2 separate regions of the Mus musculus genome follow, and region 1 is linked to region 2. Evidence: chromatin loops called from intact Hi-C (ENCODE). Cell type or tissue: gastrocnemius. All regions are shown on one strand.

Region 1 (8,000 bases), 490 kb before region 2:
TACAACAGCAGCAGTACCTTCACCACTACCACCACCAAACCCACCACACACAGGCCTGTGAAGAAAAGGAGGAGCAGACAGACAGACAGAAAAGTGGCTCCTCAGGTTACAGATGGGTGTGGTCAAGGATAGGAACTGAGCTTCCTGAAGAGGTAGGAAGGAGAAGGAAGGAAAGCAGAAGACAGGGGAACCTTTCATACAAGGAGTAGGGTTCCAACAGTGGCTGGGGCCAGACAGAACACTGAGGGAGAGCACGGTACGGCCAGACAGAGGGCAGCATGCCCACAGGAGTGGGGAGGATGGGGCAGCGCCTGGGGTCCCTGGAGCCTCTCTCTGAATTTGGGACTGGATGTTTGCCATTGTAACAAGTTGCTTGACCTGAAAGACTCAGCTATTCCACAGTAAAACAGAAAGAACGAAAGGACCTAGCAGGATGTGTGTGTGTGTGTGTGTATGTGTGTGTGTGTGTGTATGTGTGTATGTGTGTATATGTGTGTGGTGGGGAGGGGGGTGGTAAACGAGATGATGTTCAGGTCTTGAGTGTCCTTCAGGAGATGACTTATAATGCTGACATTAGTTTTTGAAAAGGTGCTTTCAATTAATTTTCAAGAAAAAGATGTATCATCTCCAGACACATTGTCAATGTCAAATCACATCTCCACCAGAGAGCCACTAATATTTCATAACTTTCCTACCAGTTGAAGACGCACATGAAAGAGAATCACCAATACTGTAAGAATCGTGGTTTGCTGGGGACAAACTAGAGCTATGAGATGGCTCAGCGGTTAAAGACAGGTACTGACAAGTCTCATGACCTGGCACGATCTGATCCCCTAATCCTCATGATGGAAGTGAGACCACATCCTGAAAGCTGACCTTTGGCCGTCACACACGTGCTGTGCATGACATAAGAGCTCTCCCTTCCTGCACAGATACAAAGTTAGTTCTTTAAATTTGACCACACCCTGATTTCAGATGATTCTCTACCGTGGTTTGGAAGAACAAAGAGAGCCCAAGTCCAGTCTGGGCAAGTTAGCAGCCATGAGGTAAACACAGAAGGAGGGCTGGGGTGTCGCTCAGTGGTAGAATGTGCCAGAGGCTCTGGGTTTACTCACCAATGCCCCAACCTCAAAAGACAGAGAGAGTGCATGGGAGAACACTTGTAGTGGTTTAAGAAGGAACAGCCAGAATTGCTGAGGCTCAGAAGCAGGAATTAATTACTGTAGCTGTAGCATCCTTCCTCTGACCTGCAGTGGGTTTCTGTTCTGGTATACTCAGTTTTCCAACCATGTAAAAAAAATAAAAATAAAAACAAGACTGTGTTAGCAGTCTACAAACTTGTAGGACTGAAAGTGGAACTGCTGTGGAGCGCTTTTGGGGCCTCTTCTAGAAACTTGGCAGGAATCTGACTTTGGGCTAGGACTTGGAAGTAGGCTCAGGATGAATACAGCTGAGGAATGTGTTCTTTGTATCTTGATGGGTCTTGTTAAGACCCTGACGACAGTAATCTTGGGACCTTCCATCTATGCTTTGTTTGTTCCTTACCTACCCTGTCTGTGCTTTGTTTGTTCCTTTAACACCTCTGTTTATGCCTTAGGACTGACCATATTCTTCGTATGTACCTAGAATGATATAAAAGCATACTGGAAAAAAGTAAACCCGCTTCAGCCTCAGAACTGGATGGGGTCATGCTACAGTGTTGTGTAATTGTCTCTTTTCTTTTTAATCCTCCCTCCCTTCCTGGAGAACATGTTGACTGACTGAGCTGGCTTGGTCAAATTGTAAATGAGCATGGGCGCCAGCTGAAGCACTTTGATAATAAAAAGATTTGTCTTCCACAACTGTAATCAACCTTGGTCTGTTTTGCAAAGCAAAACAGTGAGAAGAAGAAGAAGAAGAAGAAGAAGAAGAAGAAGAAGAAGAAGAAGAAGAAGAAGAAGAAGAAGAAGAAGAAGAAGAAGAAGAAAAAGAAGAAGACGACAAATTGAAAATGTCCAATCATGTGGGGATGATAAACTGATCCTGGCTACACATTCATAAAATATTATATAGCCATTTAAGAGGATATAAATAAAGACTGAAAATATAGTACAAAATTTGTATTAAATCAGTGATGATGATTACAAACTATACAACTATGCAGTTTCATAATATTGAGAAGAATTTAAGGGGCTTGTGAGGGTGGCTGGTCTGCAGTATAGATGTTTGTATTTTGCTTTTGTTTTTTACATGGTGAGAGGTAGTTTTGAAAGCACCAAACATGCTCTAAGCATCAATGTAAGCCTCCTCTTTCATCTTAATTATGGCTCCAAGGACCAGTGGAGCCCCGTATTTGCCAGTTTCTACCTTGTTCCATTCCTAGGAAAATGTTTTTGGCTCTTGGTAAACATTGCTCACAGTTGGACATGCTAGACATCCAGGTACTCACTGTTTGATGCGCCAGTGACCTTCCTTCTGTCGGAACTCACGATTATTTGGGGAACACATGCTCCCCCTTTTCTTCATTGCAAGAAACAGTTTCTCTTTAGCCAATGCTGACATTGTCACAGACTATAGGAAAAACTGATGCTGCAAAAAAGGGGAAAAATATGAAAACCTTTTAGTTTTTGTAGTTAGATTTCATCCTAGGCGGAGGACCCCGCTGCTTGTATGACCCTTTCGAAGGGGGTCCTGAGATTTCCCGGAGAGCAATAATGTGTAGTGTAAGTAATTATTTTGTTGTGCCAGTACAACTGGAAATAGGACAATTTCTATTCAGTAGTGTATATCATTCACACAAGGAGACTAATTTGTAGCCCAAATGCTTAACTGATGGAGTGGGAGAAAGTCACGCTGGAAAGATGGGCAACTATAGAAAGATGCTGTCCTGCGCTGCAAGCCAACATTTTTATTTTTCTCTGAATCTAATCTTGTTATAAGCTCGCTAGTTAATATTTGCTGTCGTGGTGTTGGAGGCAACGTGGTGGGAGCGTTTGTGCTTGGATACAGTAGACAGTCTGGAGAGGTGGCACTGGGAGTTCCCAGTTCCTCAGAGAGCTGGGCCTGCTTCCTATTTGTGGAGACTACCAGTCTTGGAAAACCTGGCCCCATCTTTCATCGTGAAACTTCAGTTTAAAAAAAAAATTGCAAGGAACAGAGCTATGAGGTCAATTGTGGCACTAAAACAGCCTTAAGGGGGAACCAGAGGTCTATTACCCAAGAGAACGACAGCTGTATTATGATAGTGGAGTCTCCTGATAGTCAGAGCGCTAAGTGAAAGCATCAGCTTATCGACTTACACATGCACAATATCGAAGTGTGTACCCACTTTAAGACCATGGCCTTGTTTTGTGATTTTGACCTTCTTTGGGGCTCTTTCTAGAAATCATAGGAAGAAATTCCCTAAAAGGGAGGTCAGGTTTATTATAAGTTGGGAGAAAAAACAAAAACAAAAAACCTATCACCTAACGCCATGAATATGCTATCTATCTCATAAATATTCATAAACTTTGAATTCCTCTAGGAGGAGCCCTTTGCGCCCTCCGGACCCCTTCACAACCTGTGCTTGTCTCTTTGGAATATTCACCTTGCTTTACTCAATAGTCGGCTACTCAATTGAGTAGTTTACTCAATAGTAAAGCGTGCCTCTACTGAGTCTTCCCTTCCAGAAGAACTAAGCGCTCCATTCCTAACGTAAGGGTACCTCCCATGCTTGTCAGTTCGCGAAAATTAGCGGGTCCCAACTCGGCTTTCAGACTAGTTCTCCCTAGAGAGAACCCAGATGGGAATTCAGAGGTCCCCAGAAGTGCAGGGAAGTAGCAAAGACCTTTGGCGACCAGCATTTGCAGATGAGATGAGCTCACCGCGCTTTGAAGACCAAACTTGGGACCACTTTTTCTGGTTTTCTTGGGCTGGATGAAGAGATCGCCTTTTCCCCCACATAGGCTGTTTCCTCCCCAGCCTCCTTTCCTGGACGCTTTGTCCCCAAGAGCCTGCACATACCTGCTCTGCACTGGGTGGCAGGTCGGACCACCAGGACCTGGGATCGTCCTCAGCAGAGCTGCAGAAGACCGGTTGCTGCCTCCGGCATCGCTTGGTCGAGCAGTCCCTGTGGGCACCTAGGGCGTCTCCAGGGTGACCTCCTCAAACACTGCCAGGGCCGCCCCTCCCCTGCACGATGGGCCTCCGAGCCATCTTAGGAATCCCACCATCTCTGTCTTCTGGAGCCTTCCCAGTCCTGCTGCCTTGTACGGTTGCCAGGTCTGACTGTGAACATGTGCCCCCAGAGCCCTGTATCATGTTTCTCCCCCTGAGGACGTCAGGGATGCCAGTGGGAAACGTGCAAATTTTCTAGGACAACCCAGACCTGAACAGACCTGAAGACTTAGAAGCTGCCCATTCCCCCTCCCACATCCCCCCCCCCCACACTCTTCACCCCCCCCCCCCCCCCCGCTGCTAACAGATGCTGTGCAGCCGTTCAGTTGCCACAAAACTCTGTCACAAAATGATTTTATAGAAGTAGCTCACCGAGAACTAGAACGTTAAAGGACGCACCTAGGAGCACAGGATTTAAAACTCTGCTGGTTACAGAAGCAGGCTGCGCTCCTTCAAGCCCTCGGAGGACCCCAGACTACTGAAGCTGCAGAAGCGCTGTGGTGAAGGTATTTAGGAACGAAGACAGGACGCCGCCCACAGAATACAGCAGGATGCTTGACAAATGTTCTCTTGGTCCGCCGGAGCTAGGACGGTAATTAGCATCGGGACTCCAGCAAGGTGTTAAGGGCTCTAAAGCCAGTCCCTAGCCCTGTTTACACAAAGATAAGAGCAGGAAAGAATTGCCCACTGACTACTACCAACTAGGTTGATATCTGCTCAGTGACCAATAGCTGCTACCTCATTTAAACCTAAAGACCTGTTGTTGTAGAAAACCCGTTATTCATTTTTAAAACATTTTTATGATTTATTTTTATTTTACACACGTTGGTTTTCTGCCTACGTGAATGTTTCTGTGAGGGTGTCAGATCCCCAGGAACTGGAATTACAGACAGTTGTGAGCTGCCATGTAGGTCCTGAGAGTTGAACCTGGGTCCTTTGGAAAATCAGCTAGTGCTCTTCTCTTAGCTAGAGCTAAGCCGTCTCTCTAGCACCACACCCCGCTATTCATTTTATTTTATATTTTATTTTATATTATTTTATTTTTATGAGGATATTTACAACTATGATGTAACATGCTTGGGTCTCTAAGCATGGAATTGAATTCCTCTCACTTGAAAGCTCTTGCCTTTGCTAGACCTTGGGCCTACCATCTTTTCCTTAATTATGAAATTACATTTTCCAGAAATGTAGGTAAAAATTTAAGGTGCAGGAAATAAAAGGTTCACAGCTTGGTTTATTTTCATATTTTTTCCATTTATTTTCCAGGAAAAAAAAATCACAATTCAATAACAACTTACATTAAACTGCATTTTCAAATGGGAACCCTATTTGCAGTAATGTGTCATGAAGAATAATTGCATATTCAAGATTTTGTGAGATGGGTGACTGGAAGGACTATGAAGGCAAGGACATTTATAAAAATCACCAGTTACAAAAAATGATATCCACACTTTTACTAACTCATAAGGTGAGTGATATGGAGATGGTATCATGATTATTATCTTCAATCAGTTCAGCCGCATTTCTGTCCTGCTTGCCCTGTAGAGAGCTCATAGCGGTGGGTCGTCAGAGGGAGCAAGCCTCTGCTGCTGCCGGGCTGAGCTCACAGGAAGCAGTAAGCCATACTGGGCCAGTAAGTCACACACTGTTGAAATGAGCAGGAGGGAAGAAAGACGAGGCACTGACTTTCTGACTAAAATTTAAATATACTTGAATATTTGAACACACCGTTTCTTCTGTGAATATTTGATGCCCGAGATGTTTTGTGCGATGGTACATGTAGCAGAGGATTATACAGAGAGTCAGTGTACATTGCTACGTGGGTCACGGATAATCTGAAATAAAGGCCACTACCAGGTCAAAGTACACACTGATAAACATCTTCACTGACCCGATGGATTGCATAACTCTAAGTTAGAAACACAGCAACATTTCTCTGTGATGCCTTTCTTAGTTTCTTATTGTTAACAGTAAAACCCAAATGGCTTACACTGCCACTTGTTAGGAACTGATGATTCAAACTGGTCATTTCATTCAGAGGTTTTGCCCTACACAAGGGAAAAACTAATGAGAAAACCTTTTCATTTGAAACACAATAGTGTTCAAACAGCCTAAAATCAGCCCTGGAAATTCCTCCTCTGCTAGTAGGGAGGGCTCTAGTGTTACCGCTGCAGCTCCTGCTGGGTTCCAAAATGATCATTCAACAGCAATTATCCAGGTCCCTTTGACTGAGTTAAGGGGCCAAGTGGGGTGGGGGTGTGTGTGGGGGAGATGGGAGGAGGATGCAGGAGGATGGAAGGGGTAGGAAGACAGAGGGAGAGGCACCCATCTCTTCCATGCATGTTCATTTTAAAAAGCAGTAATTAAACACCAACCTGTGGAGTCAATGCAGCTTTAAGAAATGTCATCCCAGCCACTCCGAAGAAAAACACCAGGTATTGGGTGGTCTGAGGCAGTCTTGCAGTTTATTATTTTAACTAGCTTAAGGTGATGACGAATACATGAGATTCATTTTGCCAGAAAAGATGCCAATAAGATAATGAAGTTGGCTGAGTCAGGTGGAATTAATATATGCTTAGTCTAGGAAGCGGGAAATTTATGGGTAGCTTGTCTTTCAGGTAATAACTCACAGACTCTGAGGGGATTAAAGTTTTTGAATTATGTTCAGAAAACATAAATGTCATTTCTGTCTGCTACAAACAATTTTAAATAAACATCTTTTAAATTTGATTTTATGTAAAAATGATTATTTTTTTTTAAAAAGTAAAAAAGAAAAAAAAACCAACCCCCCCCCAAAAAAAAACCAACAACAACAATAACAAAAAAAAAAAAAAAAAAACAAAACCAAAAACCGAAGCCTACCTCAGGGTTAGTCCTCTGAGTGTATGCTGAGAAAACAGTGCACTGCATTTGGCTCTAACGAGAATGTTTTCATAGCAGTCCAAAAGTTACGTAAAACTATCAGCATGGCTCTAACAGGATTCTGACACGATAACTAAAGAGTCTTCACTAGAGTCAATTACTCCAAGGATGTTCAACCTTTCAACAATGGGGGCTTGAAGTATTGATCAGAGATTCAAATCTTTAAAAAGTGAAACAATTTCCACGTGGGGTTAAGAGTTCTTTAGAAAATAAAATTAAAACTCACTGAAAGATATTAGTGAGCACACATAACAACTCACTTCCAATGGGCAAAATTCCCTTAAAGCTACAATGATCTTTCTTATATAATTTGATTTACATATCCTTCGATGGAGCTGTGAATTATAATTAGACGGGGCGTTTCCTAAAGCTTTTTAAGGGCTACTCTTATACTTAAAAAGACCCTGACCAGTTTAGGGACACTCTAAGTTTCATGAGGACTTTGAAAGTTATTGCCCATATCTGAAGAGAGACAGCTGTGACACAGGACCACGTTGTTTCAGAACACAATGAATGTTTGCTTGTGCTAATAAATCAAACATGATTTGGAAAATACTGGTGGATGTAGTATCGAATATGCCACTTTTTCTTTAAAACAGCATTAAGGGTCACTTTAATCTGCACTGGCTTTGTACTGAAATCTCTTTTTTCTTATGAGGCAAAAGATGTGTTTAGCACAGGCTAAATGTACTCCGGGAATAAAGGGAGGAAGACAGAAGTTCAGTTTGGAGAATAAATTATTATATCCATGATACATGTCCACAATCTGTGACACACACACACACACACACACACACACACACACACACACACACCTGCCCCCGGCACTACACATATTTAGGATAGAAGGCAGAAACTAAACATGGGACCAGTCTAAAAGGCTGATCATAAGAATTGACAGTGTTTCAAGAAGGAATGTTATTTCAGTTGGACATTAACAATGT
Region 2 (8,000 bases):
CACACACACACACACACACACACATGCACACACACATACACTGTCACCCACATACCTATGTATATCACACACAGACACATACACATAGTTATCCATACACCCATGTGCATGCAACACACACACACACCCACACACCCACACACACCACACTATTGGGAACTAGTAGAAATAAGAAAGTTGAAAAGAACGATGCTAGATAATTTTCACACACAATTCTTGCTTGTCCAGAACCAAAGTTGTCACTATAGTAGGGACATAAAGGTAATAGTAATGGTATGGGAATGTTTAAGTGGTCCATGAAATCATAAAGAGATAACACAAGTGGCAGGAATGCTGGGTGCAGAGATATTCACAACTGTAGTTTCATAAGCCAGAGTCAGAACTGGCTTGTAAGTTTTCAATTATCTTCAAGTTTAAACTCTCTGTATCATTTTTATTCCACATAAGGAAATGGGAGAGTTTAACCTAGGGTTTTATTAGCCTCTTCTATAAAGGCTACATGAGCTGGAGACTCTTTGTGGAGGCTCGAATGAGCTTGGGAACTAGTAGAGTAAAAATTAATCGTGGAAATACATTTATTCCAAAGCTAGCCTTTTGTTTGTAAAATGGCCTGAGACAGCATGTGTGCGTACTTTGAGTTCACTGCATTTCCCTTGCTCTCTCATGATAAAATCCAGACTACGTAGGCTTGGCAGTGTCTACGGTTTGGATGTTAGGCTAACAGATAGCATGAGTAAAGGAACCTGGCCTACAGCACACGCACATTCAATGTGAGTTGTCTGCGGAGTTTAGTGTGCCTGTGTGTGCCCCTCTTAACATCACCATTTAGTGCAGTTCCCTTCAGAGTACACAGACTTTTGAGGAATGAGATCTGGTTGTAACCCATCTTTGATTTTTCACATTATTTTGCTCATTTTTTTAAACCCCTGCAGCCTAGCATACTGCAAAGTGTATAGGAGAGTCAATAGATCTTTTACAAGAAAGTAAAAAAATGTGGATTTTGGCCCACTCATGATTGGAATGTTTTATAACTATATACTGCCTTAAAAACAGATTTATTTGTTTTTGTTTTTCTTACATTCATATAAGTGTTTGCCTGCATGTATATGTGTACACCATACCATGTGTTTAGCATCTACAGAGGCCAGAAGAGGATGTTAGATCTCCTAGAACCAGAGTTTCAGAGCAGCCATGGGGGTCCTGGCAACCTAACCTACATCTTCTGCAAGAAGAGCAAACGCTGTTAATAGCCCAGTCAGCTCTCCAGTTCCTAGACTAGAGTACTTGCAATAAAAGTTACCAGCAGAGGGACTCTGCAAAATGTTTTCCTACTGCCAACTTTAAAACATTCCTTACCCCTTTCACAAGAAGGCGAATGTTTTGGGGTTTTTTTTTAACAGAGGACAAGAACCTAGTGGACTTTTCCAGACTGGAGATTTTAGGGAGTTACTGATAGTTTCACAACATGCAGTGTTAAAAATGATTGTGTGCCCAGAAACCTTTTAAGTCATGGCTTTCAGCAACCAATTTTATTTGGGTTCAGAAACTTAAGCAAACAGGCACTACAAACCCTTTGTCATTCTTTAAACAAACAAACAAACAAACAAACCAACAGTTAGCTGCAATTAGAATGAGCCAATCAAGAAGATTGACTGTGCTTTGGCTGCTCTGTATCTCTCCAGGGAGCCAGGCAGAGGATAAGTATGATGGCAAGGTTTCACAGAAGGGACACAGGCATGTGGCTGGGTGATCCCTTACCTAAATGTCACTGAGCCAAGGCCAGTGAGGGAGGTTAGGAAGCAACCACCATTTTTGTTCCAGTCCTAGACCTCATACATCCATATATTCAAGTATGATTTGCCAAAGGTGTTAAGGTTTCCAGTCTATAAACAATTGAACAGGTCAGGAAATAAACCCAGTGAACATTCTCAGATAGCAGACATGAGCTGAACACTGCGCTTGCCTTGATTTGTTTTCCTTTACACCATGGGAACCCTGGTCTATATTCTGCAAGTCCTTAAGATGGATGGATGTCTTTGCTACTTCTTCAGTTTCTCTCCTGCCTCCATTGGGATGGCAACCGTTGCTGCTGCTGCTACTTCAGTAGGGTCAAGGGTGAGGCTCAAACCCAGTGAGGAACCGGAAGAGTTTTACTTACTGCTCACTGGGAAGTGATGAGTTCCTGGACATCGCTTTTGGTGACAAGTCATAGTCGCTGTCAGATCTGTAGAGGAACGACTCCCTGCGCTGGCTGTGCCCAGGAAAGGCGGCATGAAGTACCAGTCCCGACGAAGAGCCGGCTTGAGGGTCCAGTGGGCTCCGACCTGGAGAAGGGCCATTTTCCACATCAAAGCTTAGAAGGAAAAACAGGAGAGTCTGGTCAGTTGAGAACTGCACAGGACAGTTCACCTATATGGAGAACTTACAGGTGGCAGGCACTGTGTGCCAGGCTCACCCTGCAAAGCTTTGCAGAGAGTTTTTTAGTCTGTAGCTCTTGGTTTCAGTCCCTCCTGTTCTGTCCATAGAAAACCAAGTTCCGCATACTCTACTCATTACCCAGGTTTACTATTAATAAATAGCAACCCAGAATTTGGACCAGAGGGCAGATCTTATGACCTCGCCACAGCCAGACCGACTGTCACAGAGTCAGAATGGAAAGCGGAAAATAAATAAATAAATAATGTTGTTGATAATGAGCAGCTCCAGAGGGAAGCATCTAGCATAGCTTTAGGTGTCAGACAAAAATATCATGGGAAGGCGTCTTCCTAGCTGGAAGACTTCTCCCTTACATAAATATCAGCCTCATTAAAGAATCCAATTTGCATATTTCTGAATGTTTTGGGAACAAAGTGTTACCCTGAAAACACTGGCTGTCTGATTAGAGAAGCCCAGCCTGATATTTAATATTCATATGTAAATTTAGCCACATAAATTACTTAATTAATCTGATAACACCAAATTACTGTCCCAGGCTGCTGAGCTGAGAAGAATCCCATCACAGGCTGTCACAGCCGAGGGCAGGGAGATTCTGATCAGTGCCCCTTACCCAGGAAGGAACCTTCAAGCCCAGTGCTATTTTAGAAGTTTGGTATCTTGAACATAAACAAGAGCTATGTGTTTTTTGTGTCTTGTTTCTGCCCCAGCTTGCTAGCACTGTAGAGCAGTGTGTCTTTCCCCAGTTTGCTTTAATCATCTCAGATGTTTTTCTTCCCAGATGCACAGCTCCACTTAGCTTCAAATAGACAGAGCCCACCTTGCTCAGTTTCTCTCAGGCACACACTGCCCCCTGCTGTCTCTCACTGCTGAGAGACTGTGGGAGAGGTATGGGGAGCGGGGATGGTCTTTTATCTAGTTCAGTTTCCTTTATGTTTATCCAGATGCCATGATCCTCTGAGAAATCCTAATCTGCTCTCTCTGTCTCTCTCTGTCTCTCTCTGTCTCTCTCTGTCTCTGTCTCTCTGTCCCTCTGTCTGTCTCTCTCTGTCTCTCTGTCTCTCTCCCTCTCTGTGTATGTTGCTTTTGCTTATACTTCTTAAATTTACAAGGTACTTTCTGGTATATAATTTCATTAAGCCACACACACACTGCAAGCTTTATAATATGATTCCATTACATTGGAGGTAAATAAGACAGAGAAAACCAAACATCAATATCTTGTTTAAGGAAACATGCTGGTTTCCCTGAACTCATTGAGATGAAGGGGATACATCCTAAGACCCTAAGCAGCTGTCTGAAAACAAACAAACAAACAAAACAGATGCTAGCAGCTCCATGCATGCTGTTTCTTCCTATATAGACACACTGGTGATAAAGTTTGCAAATCAGTCGCAGCAAGAGATTCACATCAACTATGACCAAGACAATTCTTAACTATACTGGAGAAATGGAGACATAGCCCTGTGGATATACATTCTTTATGTGAAAACACAGAGATCAGACTCTGGAGCTGAAGCACCTCTGTGAAAAAGTAAGTGCAGGGTCACAGCTGTAATTCCAGCACCGGAAGTACTGAAGCAAGTCCCGAAAGCTCACTGGCCAGCTCGTCAACACACATCGGTGAAGCCCAGGTTTGCAGATAGACCTGGTGCTGAGAAATAAAGCAGAGAGTTCTTAAGGAAGCCATTTAATGTGGAGCTCTGTCTTGCACAAGCATGTGTACACATGCACACACACACACACACACACACACACACACACACACAAATTTATTGAGATGAGAAATACTGTGATAAATGCTATTTAAAACTCATGAACTGTTTATTTCTAGACTTTTCCATTGCATAGTGTTGAGCCATCTTTGATGATGGGCAGCAGAAAGCATACAAAGACCACGGATGAGGGAGAGCTAAGCTAGTTGCTGATGGAACACTGGAAGGCGCCTTTTCCCACTCCATAACTTTACAGCCGTTTTCACTCTCAGTTACACAATGGCATACTGGGTAATGGAATGCCATTTCTTTTCTATCAAAAGTTGTTTTTGGTATGTAAGAGTCAGTCTATGGCCACTCCTGAATGATTCTCCAGGGACACAAAGTACCTTCTTGAAAAAGCCAGAAGGAGGCAGCAGACTGCCTTGAACTCTGGCTTCCCTTGGAACCAGATGAGGGAGTATGGTGCCACCCTAGAGACTGTTGATCAAAGCTGCTTTCAGACTCCATACAAAGGCTGATAGAAAGCTGCACATGAGGAGCCCTAGGCAAAGGGCCAAGCAGGTGCTGCAGCCACTTACTATGTGCTCCATAGACGGATCTTCTCAGAAGCCCAGTGGTCTGGGACGGGCACCTTCCCAATGCCTCAGGCAGGTGTGTAATCCTTTGGATTCACATTCTTGCCAGCCTTCCTGGCCTGTACTTCAGAACAAGTGGAAGTATAATGAAGCACATTGCACACCTGCCTTGAGTGACATCTCTACTAGCTGCTGAGAAGCTAAACAGTTACTTTGTAAAGAAGGATTCTTGGTGACATGCAAACCTTTTATGTCCTGATTCTTTCTGTGAACTCTTCATATATACTTATTATGTCTGTGTGTGTATATATAGATATATTATACATATGTATATTATTTATTTGTATGTGTATTAGCCTGTTCATATGTATTGCATTACATGCATGGCCCTTCCCCTGGAGGCCAGAAGAGAGCAGAGTTACAGATGGGTAAAAGCTACCTTGTGGGTGCTGGGAATCAAACTTGGGACCTTTGAAAGGGTAGCTGGCACTCTTAAGCACTGAGCCATCTCTCCAACCTTCTGAATTCTTCTTAATGGCAAAGAGGGCAGGTTCTTAAATGGTGAAACTGGGGTCAGCCAAAGCCTACAAGTGAACTTCTAAATTCCATGTAAAACGGTATCATTATTATTCATTTTGGTGTACATGTTCATAGCCTTTCCATAGTAAACCAGCAGAATACTTTAAAGAGTGGCCATACAGCCAACGTCTTAAACTCCAGCAAGTTTGGCAAGACCAAAAGGTGAGTGTTTGGGATGCCAGGCAGTCTGTAGCTTGAGTGCTTTGGTCAGTGCTCATGTGATGCCACTCACTGTTATGACTATCAATGCTCTCTGGACTTACATCAGCATCTGGCCAAGTATGCAAAACCCTTAAGACTTTTTTCCATGAGTTTTCTAGTAGGGCTCATTTGTCTTTCTGCTATCAGCCTTCCTGTGTGCAGAGGCTACATTCACAAAACAGTAGCAGAAGAAAGTGAGACTGGGGGAAGGGTGCTCTGCCACACTTACGAAGCACGTGGGCCCATATGAGCTGACACTAGATCCCTCCCCACACAAACTCTTTCCTCTTTGGTTTTCTTTTCTTTTTCTCCTTTACCCTGTAACCCCATAGCCTGAACTCAAAAGGGAGGTAGCTTGCTGGAAATCAGAAGAAGCCAGGAAGAGGTCTCAGTTGTAGAGAAGAAGTTTCAGTGAGACAAAGGGCCTTTCACATTCCCTGGGGCACTGTTTCAAAGCAACCAGCACAGATGTTCGGCTTCGGAACAAACGTGAATCACCAACCAGACACCAGCCCCAGTCACAGCAAAAATTAGTGGGCAGACATCACAATACATCCCACAGATCAAGGGAGCAAGGGGGCAGCGATGGCCAAGAGAAAGACTGAAGGGGGCTTTAACAAGTGAAATGAATATACCACACAAACCAGAATACAATCAGGAAGAAAAGGGAACCCGCAATGGTAGAAACAAACACATAAACAGTGTCATTTATCTAGGGCATTTCCTGTCTCTGCCTTGATCAGGACACACATTTCAAGTTTAGGCTTCTTTAGATTCAAGCATTATATAAGCAGTATAAGAAAGCTCTATAAAACATAGATAGAAGAAGAAAAGTGCCATTGCTAGTAGTTCAGTATTTTCTATCCACGTGTATGTATGTGTATATATGTGTACACACAATATGTCTATATTGTGTATGTGGATGAGTGAATGGTGTGCATGTATGTGTTGGGGGGGGTGGTTACCCACCATCACATGCATGCAGAAGCCAGAGGTCAATGGCAGATGCCTTTCTCGGTTGTTCTCTATTTACCAGGGTACTTCCAGGGCTCTCTGCCTGTCTCTACCCCTACCTCTACTCTAACGATGCACTTACAGACACATACTGTTTCTTCACCAAGGTTTTACATTGGTTCTGAGGCTCCAAACTCAGGTCCGTATCCCTCCACGGCAAGCAATCTACGAGCTGAGCTCTCTTCCCAGCCCCCATCTGAACATTTTTCATATTGATTTGAATATAGATTTTTAGAAGCTTTTACCATTCACTGTGGCTTCTAGAATTACAACTTCCCATGTACTGCTGAATTGTTCATCTAGCAAGCTATACCACAATTTTCAGAACCATCTTACGTTTGGTGACTGTATTTGTGATTCCAAGTAGTACTGGTGCTGGTGTAGTTAAGGTTGAACATCTACCATTCGTGAAGTTACATTGACATTTCAGGTGAATTTGGAGGATGCAGCATATACATTTCTGACTTTGTGAGTAGCCATATGCTTGTAAGGAAGAGGTTGTCCATGTCCAACACGAGGACTGGTTAAAGACACCTTCCTTCCAGGACAAGAGACCTATCCTAGCAGGCTTGCTCACCCATCTCCAGAGCATTGTATGCAGCCTCTCTACTTGGTTGGGCCTGCTTCTCCTGGTCCCATTGGCATCCCTACACAGCCAAGGGAATTTTGTCTAATATCTAAAGCTTTAACAGCTGTTTTCTGCTTAGTGGGAGATCTCTGCTGCTTGGGCAGTAGTGACATTCCTGGAACTGGCAGCCTTTCCCACTGCTGCCTCTAGTACAAGGCTCTATTCTAATATCATCTTGGATCACCTTTTCCAGGGATCCTCTCTGGCACCGCAGTGCCACACTGATGGCCGCCTCTCCTCTGTGCTCCCTCACAGTTCTTTATGTAGAACAATTGTTTTTGCTGTTCCCAAGAGCTCAATTCCAGAAACACCCATCCCATTCCAAACCCCAAAGATGTGGGTGCTTAGGTCCCTTTTATGAAATGGCTTAGTATTGACATGTAATCTCCACAGCTCCTCCTGTGTAACTCCAATCATTTTAGGGCTTATGTATTATATAAAATGCAACGCAAATTTAGGTACACAGTTACTATACTCCATTCTTTAAGGCACAGTAAGAAAATATAGTCTGTACATATTTGTTACAGATACATATTTCCCCAACTGTTTTCTAGCCACGATTGACTACATCCTAAAACCCATGGATATGCTGGACTAACTATAGCATGAGAATACCTGCAGGTCTCTGTTTAATTCTCCATTTATTTGAATGCTTCCCAATGCATTGTCATAGTCAAGGGAGGCAATATTACCTGTTTTTGTGTCCCAGATATTTGGGTCAGAATCTTGCAAATAACAGATCCTTTGGGAAAAAAGTGTTTCCTGAACCAATTAAAGACTACTGGCATCCACTGAAACATGTTTCTCCTGGCCTCTTTCTCCTTCTCACTCCCTACCCTTGCTTCTGTCATC

Evidence for each region. Hi-C counts contacts between places; a loop is a spot of excess contacts. Peaks named below come from ENCODE experiments on the same cell type or tissue, not always from the same donor. Only the 100,000 strongest peaks of a DNase experiment are listed, where the experiment ranks them.
Region 1: a loop joins it to region 2, with 3 times the contacts of the local background. A loop is called at or near these places in 6 of 42 quality-filtered maps.

Annotation. Positions count from the first base shown.
Region 1 is chr4:102,974,794-102,982,793 of GRCm38, reverse strand. Gm12709 (predicted gene 12709) reads left to right here. Exons shown (of 4, transcript NR_040444.1): 3 at 5,401-5,602. It also overlaps a transcript of Sgip1 not described here and a transcript of Tctex1d1 not described here. Among named protein-coding and RNA genes, the nearest start is that of Tctex1d1, 7.6 kb to the left of the region's middle. In gastrocnemius, no CTCF peak of the experiment used is centred here; DNase peaks (open chromatin) are centred at 4,170 and 4,608; H3K4me3 peaks cover 1,418 bases.
Region 2 is chr4:102,481,564-102,489,563 of GRCm38, reverse strand. It overlaps Pde4b (phosphodiesterase 4B, cAMP specific), which reads right to left. Exons shown (of 15, transcript NM_019840.2): 2 at 2,159-2,353. Among named protein-coding and RNA genes, the nearest start is that of Gm52668, 30 kb to the left of the region's middle. In gastrocnemius, CTCF peaks have their summits at 1,315, 3,288 (motif pointing left) and 4,568 (motif pointing right); DNase peaks (open chromatin) are centred at 1,197, 3,290 and 4,718; H3K27ac peaks cover 386 bases.